Regions from separate parts of the Homo sapiens genome. Here region 2 is linked to region 1. A link is a loop called in an ENCODE intact Hi-C map of the cell type or tissue named here. Cell type or tissue: heart right ventricle. All regions are shown on one strand. Each heading gives the region's core, and the rest is flanking DNA. Links, peaks and the distances in the headings are about the cores only.

Region 1 (8,987 bases), core at 2,597-6,596:
TAGTGACACTGTTTCTTTCATGGTTTCCTGTCCAAAGTACATCTGCTTATAAACTTTCTCATTTTTGTTTACATCATTGTTGTGCCAAGTTCATGGATGCATAAAAGCTGAGGAAGTTGGTGGGTAAGTGGCTTGTCTGAGTTTATGAAGATGATAAGCTTCCGGGTGTGTGCATGTGTGTGCGTGCGTGTGTGTGTGCCCACTCAGTTACATGAGTTTTCCTTTTCATTCATTTACTGGACATTCATTTACTTTGAAGTTCCTTCTAAAACCTGTACTTATTCTAATGATCTGTGGTGTCTTCCTGGCACCCTCCTGGATCAGCTAAGTTCTTGATGCCAAACTTTGCTACATCCTTTATTGAAGGTGTGAGTGTAAAGTAAACCTAAACAAATGGAAATAACACAAAAGTTTGTGTTCCTTTATCAAGTGGGTCTCTGGGTGTTCACCTTTAGTGCCGTCTGTGGTGAGGTGACAGGGCATTCCACATTTAGTTCTTTTCCAGTAACAGAATCTCTTGTCAGGTGCAGGAGACAATACCTCCATGGCCCATGTTTATTTGGAAGTAGGGGTTGTTTTTATGTATCCTAAAAGATGAATCTTGGAGACCAGTTTTCTTTGAACACTTGAGTTGCTTGGAAGTATGATTGGAAGAAGACCCCTGACAGCTTTTGACCCCACCTAGTGATTTTGTGGAGTTAGCAGTTGAAATTTGAGGATAGACATTCCCTATTTCTTTGGATTTTACTAATTAGGGTTTTGTGGTCAGTGAAATGATTAAGACTGGGCTTTCCTTTAGCTCATCCTACTTAGAGAGACATGGTGAACTTAGGAAATTTTATATAACAATCGAGATTACCTCTGAGATGTTAGAATATTCTCAGAATCTCTTCTGATAACCTCAAATGCTTATAAAAACCTGTGTTCTTACAAATGGTGAATGCTTTTTAGTTACTCTCATCATGAAACTGGGAACCCTAAGAACCTCAAGTATAGGCAATTTATTGTCCATCTGATTTTAAGTCATCTATGAAGATGTGTGGATGCTGCTGGTCTTTTTGCACTGTTGCCTTTGTAATGCCTGCTCCTGACTTGACTACATGCTTCCCTGCTCTGTCTTTCTGCCACATAACTACAAGGCACACTACTGATTTATGCTTTTCATTCATTTCCTGGACATTCATTTACTTTGAAGTTCCTTCTAAAACCTGTACTTATTTTTTTTTATTTTTATTTTTTGAGACGGAGTCTTGCTTTTGTTGCCCAGGCAGGAGTGCAATGGGTGATCTTGGCTCACTGCAACCTCTGCTTCCCGGGTTCATGAGATTCTCCTGCCTCAGACTCCTGAGTAGCTGGGATTACAGGTGCCTGCCATGACGCCCGGCTAATTTTTGTAGTTTTAGTAGAGACGGGATTTTACCACGTTGGCCAGGCTGGTCTCAAACTCTTGGGTAATCCACCCGCCTTGGCCTCTCAAAGTGCTGGGATTACAGGCACGAGCCACTGCACCCGACCTAAAACCTGTACTTATTCTAATGACCTTGGTGGCTTCCCAGTGCCCTGCAGGATCAGCTGGGGGTGGCTGGGCTGGGTTTACCTCTGTCCTGTGGTCTCTGAACTGATACTGAGCAGTGTAGCTGCTCTTGAGACTTGGAATAAGCTAGGAGGAAAAGAGAAATATTGGGACATATTTTTAACATGCTTTTAAACATCCCTGAAACATAACACAGATATATGCTGTAAGTCTACAGCAACACCCGAAGGCCAACCTCTACAGTGGGTAACTTGTTCTGAATGCCTGTGCTGGCTACGAGGAAAATGACTGGAGAGAGGAGCCAGGAAAAGCCCAGCTGCACACATTACCATGAATCTCCTCAGACAGCTTTCTAAGTGAGGAGCTGGGGTATCTGAATTGCCCCTAGGAGGCTCGTTAAGTTCTAAGAAGGTGAGCAAAATTGATTTAATATATTGTTTGTGTTAGCTAGCATATTTGTTTAAGGTTAAATTTACATAATAGTAAAGTTGTATTTTTATGTGCGTTTTGTGTATTTTTATAGTACAGTGGGGGTTCCTTATAGAATTAGTGTGCACTGGACATTCGTGGCCATTTTATAGGATTTAAGAGCAGTATTTTACATTTTAAATGATTACTGTGAATTCAGTTGTTATTTTTATTTTTCCTGCTGCATTGCTGGTAATATCTAGGTTTATCTGATGCTGAGTTTATAGTCAGAATTGTATCCCAGGATGGTGAGGCCGGCGATGTGGAGAGTTCAGCCTGGTTTACATACGGTTCACCCTGGGTTGGGGGTTGCCATAACAGTTTCATCAATAGTGGGTGCTCTCCCTCCTTAAAATGAAAAAAATAAAAAACAAAACAACCAAACTCCTTTCAAATATCTCTTTGCCCCTGCTCCCCCTCCTCCCAGGAAACAACTATAAAAACCAGACTGAGCTGAAGATTCAGTTTGTCATCTCTTTTTTTTTTTTGAGATGGTGTCTCACTCTGTCGCCCAGGCTGGAGTGCAATGGCGCAGTCTCCTCTCACTGCAACCTCTGCCTCCCAGGTTCAAGTGATTCTCCTGCCTCAGCCTCCCGAGTAGCTGAGACTACAGGAGCATGCCACCATACCCAACTAATTTTCTGTATTTTTAGTAGAGATGGGGCCTCGCCATGTTGGCCAGGCTGGTCTTGAACTCCTGACCTCAATTGATCCACCTGCCTCCCGAAGTGTTGGGATTACAGGTGTGAGCCACCGCACCCGGTCCCCAATCTCTTTGTATTTGCCATGCATGGGTAACTCTTGAGTTCCCACCTCTTGCTGATTTAAAATCTGCCACAGGCTTTCTTCCTACTTCAGCTGGCGAGCATCTAGGTGTTCTCCTCTCACTTGATTGCAATGTTTGATGTTTGGTGAGAAAAAAAAATTCCTGATGTGCAGTGTTTAATAAGCCCACATAAGGCCCTTCCCATCCCTCCACCCCAGCTTATAAGGGATCTAACAGTCATTTTGGGACAAGCCCCTAAGTCTGTTTTTTTTGTGTTGTTTTGCTTTTTAAAGTTTCACTGATGATTTGCCTTAATGCATTCCTTGGTGCCAAAGCTATGGGCTGTCTTGTCATGTGCTGCTCAGCGGTGGGGACAGCGGGCAAGTAGGGGAAAGCCAGAGCTGCTGCTTTGAGGTCACACCCCCGGTGTCACCACCAATGTTGGGAGGAAGTAGTGAATGGTTGATGAAGGGATGAACATGTCACTGTAGGAGCACACAGCAGGGAGAGGAGACATGGAGGAGAAGCACAGGGAATACCATGTGCAAGTAACTGATGGAGATAGAGGGCAGATGGAGGGCATAGGTTGGATGAGGCTGGAAATGTAGCCAAGTCACCAAAGGATGCGTAGGCCCTGCTGGGGTGTGTGGCCTCACTCTTGGTACTAAGGAGCCATGGGATGGCATGATCAGGTGGCTCAAAGCACAGAAACGCGGGCGAGAGTGTGGATGTGAATCTTGTCCTCGCAGATTCTCACTCTGTAGCTTGGGGTAGTGTTTGAACATCTTTGCTGCCAGCTCCTGGTGTGTAATAAGAAGACAATGAGGGTGACTTCCTCAAGTTGTCCTGAGGATAAACGAGTCCCCGTGTATAAGGCATCTGGTGGGGAGTAGCCATCCGTGGGGCTACCTGGGCCCGACTCGCTGTCTAGAAGCAGTAGGTTGGATGGTTGGTATTGGGGAGAGATGAGAGGCAGGGAGAACCTAGTTTGCTGGGCTTTGTGATGATTTGGGCAGGGGTTACCACAGGGGGTGGGGCCCTGTGCCACTCAGCCCTCCAAATTCCCTTGGAGGTGGGAGTATATGGCCAGGAATATTCCTGCCTGTTCCTCCACGCAGACATAAGAATGAACCCAGGCAGTGGGAGGAATAGACCTGAGAGAAATTTTAGGAGGCAGAATAACCAGGGCTTGGTGAAATTTAAGAAGCCTTATATCATCTGTTGGACAACATGATGACTCTAGTGCCTGATTGTTCTAACAGGGAGATATGTAATTGACACTCAGCTGACTAGCCTTCCTTGCAAACTAAAAGAAAATAGGCATTTAAAAAAATGTTTTTGAGCAGATTTTTTGTAGGTTTCTTTGGGGATTGGGACAGCTGTCATGGGAATATTTGCCTTCAACTTAAAGTGAGTTTCCTTGGAAGTCCATTGGGCTCTATGTCTAAACTCTAATGTTCAGAAAATTCTTTTCTGAGGTACAAAGTATTAGTCCATTGTGAAACTCTCTGTGGCAACAGAGACTCTAAACTAAATTCCACAACGGGATGGAAGCTGCTAGCAGGGGATTATCTAGTACTTGGATTTAGGAAGTTTGCAAAAACAATTCAACAAAGTCTATAAAGGCAATGGGGGACAAATAGTATTGCGTTTTTTGTGCTGCCAACCAGGTTTGTCACATGGATTAGTAATTTAGATAGGAACAGCCATGAATCACTGCTTAGAGTTTTATATTTAATTTTATCCTGGAAGCAATCTCCTTTCAAATTCTCAAGCTGTAGTTATTAATGAATTAAACATTATGAAACCCAGAGAACTACTAATTCATTTTGAAATAAGTAGACATTTAAATCTGAAGAAGAAACCTTACATTTTTTCAGTAGGGTTTAATATTTTCAAGCTGACAAAATGTGGCATGGCATTTTGTAGATATGGTTTCCCCAGAATGATTATTGGTAGGTATCCAAGTATATGTGCCGGACAATTTGGCTGCAGGTTCTAGGGGTATGATATTGTGATATAATAAGAAATATATATATTTGGTTTTCATCCTCCATTTCCTGGTACTGAGCTCCTAAAACCCTTGTAATTTCCTGGGTGATAGAGGTTAGAGGAATATCTTTTGTTTTTCATCATAAACTCCTTTTTTTTTTGAGATGGAGTTTCCCTCTTGTTGCCCAAGCTGGAGTGCAATGGCACGAGCTCAGCTCACTGCAACCTCCGCCTCCTGGGTTCAAGCGATTCTCCTGCCTCAGCCTCCTGAGTAGCTGGGATTACAGGCACGCGCCACCACGCCTGGCTAATTTTTTGTATTTTTAGTAGAAACGGGGTTTCACCATGTTAGCCAGGCTGGTCTCAGACCTCAGGTGATCCACCTGCCTCGGCAGGCGTGAGCACTGTGCCCGACCATAAACTCCTTTCAACCATACCTTGGCTTATGCTAATGAGATGACTCTTGGTGGGCTCTTAGCTGGCCTCAGAGTGCCAGCTGGTCGCCAGAGGAACCAACTCTGTGATTAGAGGGTTGTGACTTTCAGCCTCATCCCAGACCTCCTGGTAGGGAAGAAGGGCGAAAGAGGGAGTTAGTCCCCAGTGGGCAATGATTTAATCGACCATGTCTACACAGCGAAGCCTCCATCAAACCCCTAAGTGACAGGGTTCTGGTCGGTGAACACTTTGAGGAGCTGGGGGAGGGTGACGCCTCCCAAGAGGTCATGGAAGCTCTGTGCACCCAATCTTGCCCTGTGTATTTCTTCCATTTGGCTGATCTGAGTTGTATCTGTTATCATAAACCAGTAATAGCCATAAACTGTTCCTGAGTTCTGCCAGCCATTCTCACAGAGTTCTGCTAGCCGTTCTCACAAGTTACTAAACCGGAGAGGGGGTTGTGAGAAACCCCACTGATAGCCAGTCAGTCAGAAGCACAGGAGGCCTGGGACTTATGCTTGGTGTCTGAAATGGGGGCAGACTTGTGGGGCTGAGCCCCTGACCTGTGGGGTCTGTGACTCCGGGTAGTTAGGGTCAAAATGGAATTGAATTCTGGGACACCCGATTGTTGTTGGAGAGTTGGAGACTTGGTTGTTGAGGTGGAAGACACCCATGTGTTTGATGTCAGAAATGTTCTATGGGTAGAAACAGATTGTGGCTGTAAGGGGCAGGAAAGATGAAGTCAGGTTCTCCTGATGTCCAATGACTGGGTGTTTTTCAGAAAGAGAAAGATTAAAATACATGGAAAAGGCAGCCGATTAGAGCGGGAGCTCACCACCCAAGTTCCTTATCATCAGTGCTGTTCAGCTTAACCCTTTCAGTCCTGTCCTTACCTTGGACACCTGCCACTCCGCCCTGGCTCTGACTTCCTTACTCTTGTCAGGTGTTGCTTTGGGGAAGAGATTTGTCCAGTCATCAGATGTCCTCGGACATTAGTGTGTAATGCCCCCACCTCTCAAGCACTCTTCGAAGCCCAGAATCAGGAAAACGCACTTTGTACAGCATGCTAGTTGAGGACAGGCCATACGGTTACACAGGATTGCTTGAAGATTGAGAAGCACAAAAGGAGACAGAATGCAAAAGCTGAAGCCTTGGCTTTTCCAGCCTGGAAAATGTGCTTAGTTTTTTCCCCAAAGATATTAACTATTTCCATGTAAAAAGTCAGTAGAAGAATCTACAGATTGTGTCTACAGTGATGTTACCTGAACAACTGAAAAAAGTCAAGGGGCTACTTTTTTTTTTTTTTTTTTTTTGAGACGGAGTCTCACTCTGTTGCCAGGCTGGAGTGCGGTGGCACGATCGCCGCTCACTGCAACCTCCACTTCCCAGGTTCAAGTGATTCTCCTGCGTCAGCCTCCCGAGTAGCTGGGACTACAGGCGTGTGTCACCACGCCTGGCTAATTTTTTTGTATTTTTAGTAGAGATGGGATTTCACTGTGTTAGCCAGGATGGTCTTGATCTCCTGACCTGCTGATCCACCTGCCTCGGCCTTCCAAATGCTGGGATTGCAGGTGTGAGCCACCGCGCCTGGCTAAGGGACTACTTTTCAAGAGCAAATGTTTTACGGGCAACACATTTGGTTTGTTTTGGACATGGATGGCTGCCAGAACCTTTGGTTAACCTGTCTTCAAAATTTTTTTAAGATAGTATTTTGGGCTGTGTGTAGGGAAAACTCTCTGTTTTTTCTTTGTTCTCACACCACAACAATCATCAGCACACAAGTAGAGACACCAGCTGAGTATCCTCTAATTCAGTTCCAACAGTGTCTACCCAGAGATAATGTCAGAGCCCACTGATTGAGGGCTCAGTCCCCAAGACTGCCCCTACCCACACACCAATGATAAGTCTGGGCCTCCTCGGAACTTCTGACCCACCAGCTTCAAGTTGGGGTCCCCAGAACCCCCGCTTTGGCTTTGATGAATTTGCTGGAGCGGCTCACAGAACTTGGTGAAACCCCTACTTATGTTTACTGGTTTATTGTAAAAGATATTGCAAAGGATACCGATGAAGAGACACGTGGGGTGAGGGGTGGGGGACAGGGTGTGGAGCTTCTATGCCCTCCGTGGGTGCCACCCTCCAGGAACCTCAGCATGTTCAGCTGTCTGGAAGCTCCTTGAACCCTGTCCGCTTGGGTTTTTTTACCGAAGCTTCATGACACTAGCATTCCTGTCCCCAGGGCACAGGGTGGGATCCCCTCATGGAGGGTCTTAAGCCCCTCAGTCAGAAATCTTCCCTCCCACCTTTTTGAAAGCCTCTTGCTCTTCACCTCTTGCTCTTGCTTTGTCAGCTGAAGTTCTTTTCAGGATGGTCATCTCCTCTCTGGGCAGTCCCTGATCCAACTGAGCCTTAGTTTCCTCGTGTGTGAAATGGGAATGAGAATTTTTGCCGCCTCCTCTGCCACACACATTGTCATGAAGATTAAATGAGGTGGTAGACATGAAAGTACTGCATCTAGTGCCTTTCTGTAAGCATAGGAGGCAGAGAGGAGATAGGGGGGTCAGGATGGAGGAGGCAGGGCTTTGTATTAACATGTAAAAAGGGAGAAAAAAGCCTCAATTCCTACCTTTTCCCACTCATGGTCCTTCCCCAGCTTAGGACCTGAATTAGAATGTCCAGCTTCTTCTGGGAAGGAAGGTTCTTCTGAGGGCCTCAGGGAGTTGTATTCATTTTTCCAATTTAACCAAGCCACTGTGTTCCTTAGTGGTATAGTTTGGGTGTCTGAGCCCTCCAAATCTCATGTTGAAATTTAATGCCCAATGTTGGAGGTCGGGGCCTAATAGGAGATGTTTAGGTCACAGGAGCAGATCCCACTTGAGTAGATGAATGTTCTGTGGGTTGGTGAGTGAGTTCTCACTCTATTAGTTTCCATGAGGGCTGGTTGTTACAAAGAGCCTGCCTCCTCACCCTTGCTTCCTCTCTCACCATGTGATCTCTGCACATGCCAGCTTCCCTTCACCTGCTGCCATAAGTGGAAGCAGCTTGAGGCCCTCGCCAAATGCCGAGTCTTGAACCTTCTGGCCAGTGGAACTGTGAGCTACATAAACCTGTTTTCTTTATAAATTACCCAACCTCATGTATTCCTATCTAGCAACACTAAATGGACTAAGACACTAAGCGTAACATGTACAGTCATGCCTCACTTGATGACAGGGATATATTTTTAGGAATGCATCTTTGGGTGATTTTGTTATGTGAACATTATGGAGTGAGTACACTTACACAAGCCTAGGTGGTGTAGCCCAGTACACATATAGGCTATACAGTACAGCCATTGCTCCAAGGCTGCAAACCTGTACAGCATATTATTATACTGAATACTGCAAGCAATTGTAACACACACAATAAGTATTTGTTTATGCAAACATGGAAGAGATACAATAAAAATATTGTATAAAAGATAAAAAAGGTACACCTGTATAGGACACTTAGCATGAATGGAGCTTGCAGGACTGGAAGTTGCTCTGAGTGATTCAGGATGTGAGTGGTGAGTGGATGTGATGGCCTAGGACATTTCTGTACACTACTGTAGACTTTACAAACACAGTACACTTAGACTACACTCAATTTATAACAAATAGTTTTCTTCAATAATAATCTTAGCTTACTGTAACTTTTTAACTTTATAAATGTCTAAATTTTGTTTAACTTTTTGACTCTTTTTTAATAACACTTAGATTAAATCACAAATATTATACAACTGTACCAAAATATTTTTCTTTATATCCTTCTTCT
Region 2 (8,987 bases), core at 2,960-6,959, 61 kb after region 1:
ATTCATACTATGATATTTTTAGGGACAATCAGTAATATTTGGGGCAGAGTACTGAGGGACCTCTTGAAGTCTGCAACAGCATGCATTTTCTTTGTTTTTGTGGGAGTGCTTCCCTGTAGCTGTCTTTGTTCTAGAACACTGCTCCAAATTTATTTCCATGGGATGTAGGGCTAGTAGCCCATGTGAAAGTCTTCTGTAATCTCCTTGGGGTGTGAGTTATTGGGTTATTCTAACAGGAGTTTTCCAAAGGGATGGCCCATTTTTAATTCAACATTTGCTTTTTGAAAATCCAGAAGTAGACAGTTGGATATAATAGTGGTGGAAGAGCATGGGCTGTAAGCAGAAGGAAATAGAGATGACAAATGCCTCTTAAAGGGGATCTAGTTGATACCTCTGTTAAATAGTGGGAGAACACAGTAGCTGGTACCTTACACTGTGCTTTAGGAAAATCCTATGAGGATTTCATTTACAAATCCTCATAGGATTTTCTGGGTTGAGGGACAATGCAACTATTAAGTAGAGGGAGAGGGAGAGGGAAAGGGAGACATGAAGCACTGGGTCTATGTGAAGGGACAGGCAGATATACCCAAAGAGGGAGAAAATACTTAATAAAGGAAGAGTATAGCTGCAAAACAAGACATATAGGAGCTGAAGGCCAGATATGGCAGAAACCAGCTGGAGAAAGAAGCACAGGACAACTAGGACAACTTAGTCAAGCACAATCTGTCATTCCAGTACGGACTACCAAGTTCAATTCAGGATGCTTCAGTTGAAGACATGTGGGGTAATGTGCTCAGCTCATGAGGGTCCAAGGAGTCCCCATTTTCCCTATCACCCTATCCTATGCTCGTGGTTTGGATTGTTAGCACACTAGGCAATTTCAGAGTCCGCTCTAGAGTTGGTTGCCACGTCAGTGCAGACAGACTCTAGAATCCTCTTAACCATGGAATGCAAGGCCTGTTCCTGTGGATCTATCCTGACTTGAGTATGTCAGTACTGTTGGGAAAATGAGTTCAAGAATATTTCAGTTTATATATCCTGGTTGCCGTCATATATTTTTTCATTTCACCACTTGTTTGTGTTTGCCTCACTCAACAGTCATGGGTGTAGAAGCTGGTTTCAGCTTGGGGCTGTTACAAACTCCCTACATAAGCCATGTAGCTGCAATCCAGGGTTCCTCCCACCCTACGGCTTTAGCGGTGGGTTCTCTGGCCCTCTTGATAACAAATACTCCAGTCTAATGGCTATATTAATGCTGCTCAGAGGCTATTAACTCAAATCCTTGATGTGTTTCATTTACAATTATGTGGATTATTTATTTTAGGAGCTTTTTTTTTTTTTTTTTTTTTTTTTAAGGGCCAAATAGCCCTACAGATAAATGAGCTGCTGGGCTGTGTAGAAAATATTGTCCAAATGTTGCCAAATATTGACTTCGTAAAGGGGATATCAAGCTGCTGTTTATAAATCTGAATGTCTTAAAAGCATTCTTGCTTGCTCTCTCTGTTATAGATGGTGTCTTAGCCAGTCCTGAGTTTTCCAATGAACCCAATTTTAATATATGGTATTTTTGTATGCCAAACTGGTGTCTTGTCCTTTGTATATGTGGTAATGTTGATTTTATGACTACCGTAAAAACACATTTGCTATGATTAAAGTTCATAAAATGATTTCAAATAGACTCACGTATTGGTTTTTTCCCCCCTCCTAACCCCAGGAAAAGAAAAAAAATTGGCTGAGATTTTCATCATCAGTTATTCTAAGGATTTTAGTAGACTTGGGTGATAAAGCAGTAAGAAGATCCTGAGCCAAGGATTTTAAGTGGAGGTGACTTTCAAGTAGCTCCTCCGAGAGGCCAAAGAACACATCTTTAATGAGTAAGCCCAAGCTTGTCTTTGCAACTTGGGTTTTCTTCTGGTGGCCCTTCCTTTATCCTCCAGTGTTTAGAAATTGTGCTGCATGCCCCAGGTCCCAAGTGAACCATATACAGAACAACTTGTTGCACCGTATACAGAACAACTTCATGCAGCCCCTGTGAAGTAGGGTAGAGTGACTTGGCCTCTTGGCCCTGAGCCTGGAAAGGTGTCCTTCAATTAATGTTCTCATGAATAGGGTATTTTGGAGAGACTTTTTTGATAAAAAGCATCCTGTCTTTTGATAACTGGATCATATCAATGAATTTCAATTTAGTTTAGCAGGTACCCTACTCCTAATTAAGGGCTATCAATGACCTGATATGCATGGGTGCAGGTGTAAGCATGCTCTGGCTTTCTGGGAAATTATAAAGTAATCCCCACAGTTTTAAAAGTGAGATGTGGCCAGGCACAGTGGTTCATGCCTGTAATCCCAGCTTTTTGGAAGGCCAAGGCTGGAGGATCACTTGAGGCCAGGAGTTTGAGACCAGCCTAGGCAACTCAGTGGGACCCCTGTCTCTACAAAAATTAATGAGGAAATTAGCCAGGCATGGTGGTGCACACCTGTAGTCCTAGTTTAATCATGAGGCTGAGCCTGGAAGTCGCTTGCACCTAGGAGTTTGAGGCTACAGTGAGCCTGATTGCACCACTGCACTCCAGCCTGTGTGACAGAGTGAGACCTTGTCTCCTAAATAAATAAGAGGCATTATTGTGATTCAATACCCACTTCTTATACCAAAAAAGCAAGGAGTATTGTATTAGTCTGTATTTTTAAATGTGCAAAATTTTTTTGGCATATTTAAACTTTTCTGATCTGTGAATTTCCCTGGTTTCAAGTAGCATGGGGCAGAGGTGGGTGGGTGGGTAGGAATTTCTTTGTTAGAGTTGGTTACTCATGCTTGAACCTCTCTATCAGCTACAGAAGGACTTGATTGGAAGAAGGCAGAGAGGCATTTAAGGAAGGCATTTAGATACCCTGACTTCTCCAGGTCTTAACTCCTTCATGCCAGGAGCCAATGTATCTATAGTCTTATGTTATCAAGACTCACCTGTAGACTTGATGGGGACACAGCGAAGGAGAGGGGGTCTTGGGAAAGCCCTATAGGTGCATCTTGCCTGGGAATAGACACACTGGCAACCTCTTCAGATGACACTACTGGTGGTGGCACAGGTTTTATGCCTCTGGATGTGGGCCTGGAAGGAGAGGATGAGGCCATGCCAGCTCCAGGATCCCTGCAGAGGAGGAATGTGTGTGAGTAGCTGAAGATCAGGCAGAGGGATATGAAGGTGCAGAGAGAGAGGGTAACCAGGTCTGGCATTCACTGCATGCCATCCTCACCCTCAGGCCTTCCACAAACACAGCCCTCCAACACTCCGCCAAATTTCCTGAAATGAAAGCCCGTCTACCTGCCAATACATTATTTTTCTTAATGCTTTTGTTTTCAGAGATAATTCTTGGAAGAGAAACCCATTTTCAGTGTACACAATATAGCACTAGGCTGCGTAAATGGCAGGGGAGAAGGGGAAGGGTTTCTAGAATCAAGACTGAATATCTGCTTTTCTTTTTATAGATTTGAAAACTTTTGCACAATTTTACTTGACCCATATAATGACACAGCTGTAACTGGATTCAGTCTCTCTCACTCCCCAGAACTACTGCTCCTTGAATCCCCTCTTTACACTATTGTGTTGGCACACGCCTATTTGTTTTTATTATTTGCAAGAGTAAGTGAAGGTACAGACGTGCGTGGGGATGTGTGTGTATACACATGCATATGTGAACATTTCATGGACTCTTGGCATAGGTTTTTTTCAAGGTTAAGAGGGTGAAGATCTTAAAAGAGGGGTCAGGAAAACACTCTGGTTTGGGATTACTTCTTCTTCTTTTTTTTTTTTTTTTTGAGATGGAGTTTCACTCTTGTTGTCCAGGCTGGAGTGCAATGGTGCAATCTCAGCTGACTGCAACCTCCGCCTCCTGGGTTCAAGTGATTCTCCTGACTCAGCCTCCCAAGTAGCTGGGATTACAGGCATGCACCACCACACCTGGCTAATTTTGTATTTTTCTTAGTAGGGAGGGGATTTCTCCATGTTCGTCAGGCTGGTCTCAAACTCCTGACGTCAGGTGATCCACCCATCTTGGCCTCCCAACGTGCTGGGATTGCAGGCGTGAGCCACTGCACCCAGCTAAGAAAGGATTATTTCTATGGAATCATGAGGAAAATTAGGGAGAAGGAAAGCCCCTTCAACCTTTTGTTACTTCACTGAGGGTTTCCATGATGGCCAGTCACTATGGCTGCTGAGATGAGCAAAGTGGGAACAGTCCCTGACCGTGTAGGGGAGAAAGAGAAACTTCTTTTCTCACCCATCACAAGGTTCATGGCTGACACCCATTAATAAGAGAAATGCATAACACATTTATTTAATATAAGTTTTATGTGACATGGGAGCCTTCAGAAATAAGACCCAAAGACTGAGAAGAAATTATTTTTATGGACAGTCATGCAGAAGTATAATTGGAGGACAAAAGGATCTGATCTTATGGTAATAAACTGGGGGTTGGGGGGAACTTAGTAGGACCTGTTTGTTCAGATTCCTCCTGGCATCCCTGCATGCCATTTCTTTTCTCTGGTTATAGGGTGACACATCTGTCACATGGGGATCTTCAGGGGAGAAAGGAGGAAGAAGATCAGAGAGTGAGCTTCCTAGGTTTTAAGGTCCGCTTCAGAGAAGAAGGGGCAGGTGGAATTCTAGTTTCTATGGCCCAGTTCAAGAGAAAGAGGGTGGAGAAGGTCAGAGAGACCTTCCTGCTTTTGAAGCTTTCTCAATTTCCTTCAGCTTAAAATACTCAGTATGCCAAGTTGCCACACATTGCGGTATCATGTTCTGAACCCTGACTTCACGTGGACCTTAGAGTCTTGTAGGAAAGACAGGCATTGGTAATAAACAATGTCCAGGTCCAGTGCAGAGGTGCAGGGGATTTGAATGCATGTAACAAGGAAGACAGATGGAAGGCTTGCCTGATGGGCTTGCCTGATGGGTTTGGGGTAGGAGCAGAGTCAGAAAAGGCGTTTTGGAAAAAGTGGCTTCTAGGATAAGAGCTAAGGGATGAATTGGGATCAGTGAGGAACATTTCTGGAAACACACTCAAGAAGGGATCACAAGAGAAAAAGGAGGCATAGGGCATGGAGACTTCTCTCTGGGGTAAGTTGACTTCTCTTGTTAGCCTCCCTGCTGTTTGTACATTGTCTTGTGCCAATTACACTGCAACTGATGATGTTTCAGTGTGACATCCCAGTCCCCAGGAATATCCATTGCGATGGTCTGTATGCTGTGTCCCCCTCCAAATTCATTTGTTGAAATGCTAAACCCCAAGATAATGTGATTAGAAGGTGAGGCCTTTGGTGAGGTGATTAGGTCATGAGGGTAGGGCTGTCATGAATGGGAATGATGACCTTATAAAAGGGACCTAAGGGAGCTGCTTTGCCCCTTCCGCCATGTGAACACACAGCTAGACGTCACCATGTGTGAACCAGGAAACGGGCCCTCACCAGACACCACATCTCTCAGCACTTTGATCTTGGACTTCCCAGCTGCCAGAACCATGAGAAATAAATTTTTGCTTATAAGTCACCCAGTTTGTAGTATTTTGTTATAGCAGCCCAAACAGACTAAGATACCCAAAGAAGAGCATTTTACAAAAGCACAACTATAGGGTTGATTTTATAGGTAGATACTTTTTCATAAGACATAATACGTGGGAAACTGGCTCTGCAATGGACATTTACTTCATCATGTTCATATAACATGTAATTATTTTCTTCTGCCTATGCTCTGTGCAGAAGAAAACAATGCGTAGAATCTTTTATTCCAATATTTGTGCCACTAGTTTCTGAATTAGACAGATTCAGACTCCAATATTGCTGACACAGGCTGCAAATAAACCTCTGTCTAAGGTATAGTCTGGAAAAGGGCATTTTCCAAGCTGTGTTTTGAGATATTATTAACAGTAGGTATTTTATGAAAAATGTTTTGTGATTAAATAAGCTGGGAAAATACTAGGTTAAACAGGTTTGTTTTTTTTTTAATTGCATAACTTTTCAGAGCCTTTAATATGTAGATTAGTCAGGGTTCTTTAGAGAAACAGAACCAATTGTGTGTGTTGGGGGTGGGGGTGGGGAAGGGGAGAAAGAGAGATTTTAAGGAGTTGGCTCACAGGATTGTGGACTGTGGCAAGTCTAAAATCTGCAGGGTAGGTCATCAAGCTGGAGACCCAGGGGAAAAATAATGCTGCAGCTTGAGCCCGAAGGCAGCCTGTTGGGAGAATTACCCTTTCTTTGGGGGAGGTCAGTCTTTTTTCTCTTAAGGTCGTCAATTGATTGCATGAGGCCCACACACATAATGGAGGGCAGTCTGCTTTACTCAAAGTCTACTGATTTAAATGTTAATCGTATCTAAAAAATGTCTTCACAGCAACATTCAGAAAGGTGTTTAACCAAATATTTTAGTATTATGGTCTAACCAAATTGACACATAAAACTAACCATCACAATATGCTAAGGGGCCCTGGAAATCTCTAAAATGGGAACATAATATGTATCACTTTCTCCCAATTTATTTGAGTAAAGAATCCATCATTTGCAGAATGTCTATTGATGTCTAGCAGAACACAGTTGGGGGAATACTGGCCTTGAATGATAATTCACTATTTTGACTTACTCCTTTCGTTTCTGGTTTGAAGTGATAATCAAAGGCTGGCCCAAAGCAAACCAACCAACCAGCCTATAAATTAAGTGCTCATATTTACATAAGAAGATTGAACTATTAGCTCATGGTTTGTTTTTTATTTTAAAACAATATCATGTAAACATAAAATAACCCAATACTTATATTAGATTTACCTTGATGGTATATTGTAAGTAATTCGCAAGCTAAAATGTACTGCACGCATTACCAATGAAATTTTCTCACATGAGCAAATTATGGGGGAAATATGTATACATCTGCTTTAGCAATAAGGGTATGGATGAATCATACTTAAATGCAGTGCATACATATCAGAGTCTAGTTTTAGAAAATTATAGTCTAAAAATTTATAAATATTCATTACTACATATTATGGGGCTAAAAATAACCCACAACAAACTAAACTGATAATGATGAGCAAAACCAACAATAATTTGCTATTAAGCAAGAAGAACAGCAATTAAGAAAAACATGATCAATTCAAGACAGTACTGATAATAAGTATCCTTCCCACAAATTGTAGGAATTTCAACTATTTGCACATGCAGTAGGAGCCTAGCAATGTTGGGAAAATATTGAATTAGCAAAATACAGAATTGGAGCAATTGCTAAACTCTCTAAGCTCTGAAAACCACTCGTTTGGTTCAAAAACTGCAAAATTTAGCAAATCATCTGTAGGCAGTTATTAATGAGTTGGTCTCATTCAGGCATTTAAGAAGTTTTGGGATTGGTGGGCAACCTGTTAGTAAAACCTATTGGCCCTCCCAAGTGGGCAGAGGGCCATGCATTCAGAACCACTCCCTAGAAGATGAGGCAAACAAAAACAGGAATTTATGAACATGGGCAATACATATAAATGAGAAACAAAGCAATTTTCCATTTCATAAAACATCATTTTAATAGAAATACAATTTCATGGAATAAAATCAATAGTTATAATATTTACTTTCAAATATGCTCAGGATATAGTGAAGACAAGAACTATCCATGTTCTATAAATTTCTATCAGTTTTTATGTACTTTAAACACATGAGATCCCAATGTGCATTGGTTAAGTTTCCTATTAAATTATACCCCCTGCCCCAACCATTTAGGACAAATCACACCTTCTTTCTAGCTTTATGTCAGACAACCAAGAAACTGTCTACTTTTTTAAAAATCCCATATTGTTGCCTCATCACCCACATTTGGAAAGGTAAACTTCATTCCTATGTAAAATGTTTGTACCTCCTTAAGTTTCAGTCCAGCTTCTCCAGTCCTTCACAAAGAAGATATTGATAGTTTTGTATATTTATATGGAAATGGTTATTAATCTTACAATGACTTCTGTTTATGTAAGTGATGTTTTGCTTATAAAATATAGGATGGACTAAATAGTAAATTTTGCAGAGAAGCAGAATTAGTGAATGTGGGGTGAAATGGGGAAGACTTCCTATGAGATATTTTGAAGTCGGCACCACTGGCAGCAGAGAGCCCCCTGCTCCTGCCTGGAATGTCACTGATAGACTTCATCTATCCATTCTTGCCACTCACCACTGCATCCCACGGCACCTAGGAGAGTAATAGCTGCTCAGTAAATATTTGCTGGATGAATGAGTGTCTAAGTCATATTGTCTGCTGAGACAATTTAGTAACATTAGGCTTCAGATGCACCAACGGTTTTGGAATATTCGGCGTGGTTGGGTCTTTTTTCTTGGCAGATCTCATCATTTTCTGCACTTAGCGTCTTGCAATTGCTGTGGGGAATAGTTCGCTTTCTCTTTCCCGCCCATCAAACCCATTTTAATGAGCTGTTTCTGTTCGGCTGTCTTCCTGAAATAAAATCATTTCCTCTTCCTCAAAATGTTCGTGCTCAAGGCTGACTAGCTTGGCAACTGGGTTGTTAATCAGAATTAACTAATGTCAAGGCTCTATCCGCCCTATTACTTTGACCATCTACAGATGCTGTGCATTTTCCCCATAGTCCATTAATTTGAATACATGATTATACTCCATTCTGTTGTATCAATGATGGTGCTTGCTTGGTACGGGTTTAAGAGGCAGGGGGCAGGGCTGGGGTGAGGCAGGCAAGGCGCCTAGGGTGGAACATTTTAGGGGGCTCTCACTCCTTCAGGGGTCTCCCTTGCCTCACCCCATCTTGGCACTGGGAGGGGAAAGATTTGAGTGTGTGTGAGCATGTGTTAGTCTTGACTGTAACTAGATCAAAAGCAAGATCAGATATATATCACTGGTTTTCCCAACAGTTGCCAAAGCAGTCTTCTCTACATAGTCTTCTCTACATAGTAGGTGCTCAGTAAATACGGCATATGCCAAAGCGTAAAATAATCCAAATTA

What was found. Peaks named below come from ENCODE experiments on the same cell type or tissue, not always from the same donor. Only the 100,000 strongest peaks of a DNase experiment are listed, where the experiment ranks them.
Region 2: it touches region 1 in a loop (2.1-fold over the local background); 1 of 110 quality-filtered maps calls a loop at or near these places.

What each region holds. Positions count from the first base shown.
Region 1 is chr18:61,860,955-61,869,941 of GRCh38, reverse strand. The region is part of intron 1 of RNF152 (ring finger protein 152); the gene reads left to right. Among named protein-coding and RNA genes, the nearest start is that of RNF152, 28 kb to the left of the region's middle. In heart right ventricle, for the core only: no CTCF peak of the experiment used is centred there; no DNase peak of the experiment used is centred there; H3K27ac peaks cover 1,828 bases.
Region 2 is chr18:61,800,754-61,809,740 of GRCh38, reverse strand. It overlaps RNF152 (ring finger protein 152), which reads left to right. Exons shown (of 2, transcript NM_173557.3): 2 at 1-1,674. Among named protein-coding and RNA genes, the nearest start is that of LINC01544, 57 kb to the right of the region's middle. In heart right ventricle, for the core only: no CTCF peak of the experiment used is centred there; no DNase peak of the experiment used is centred there.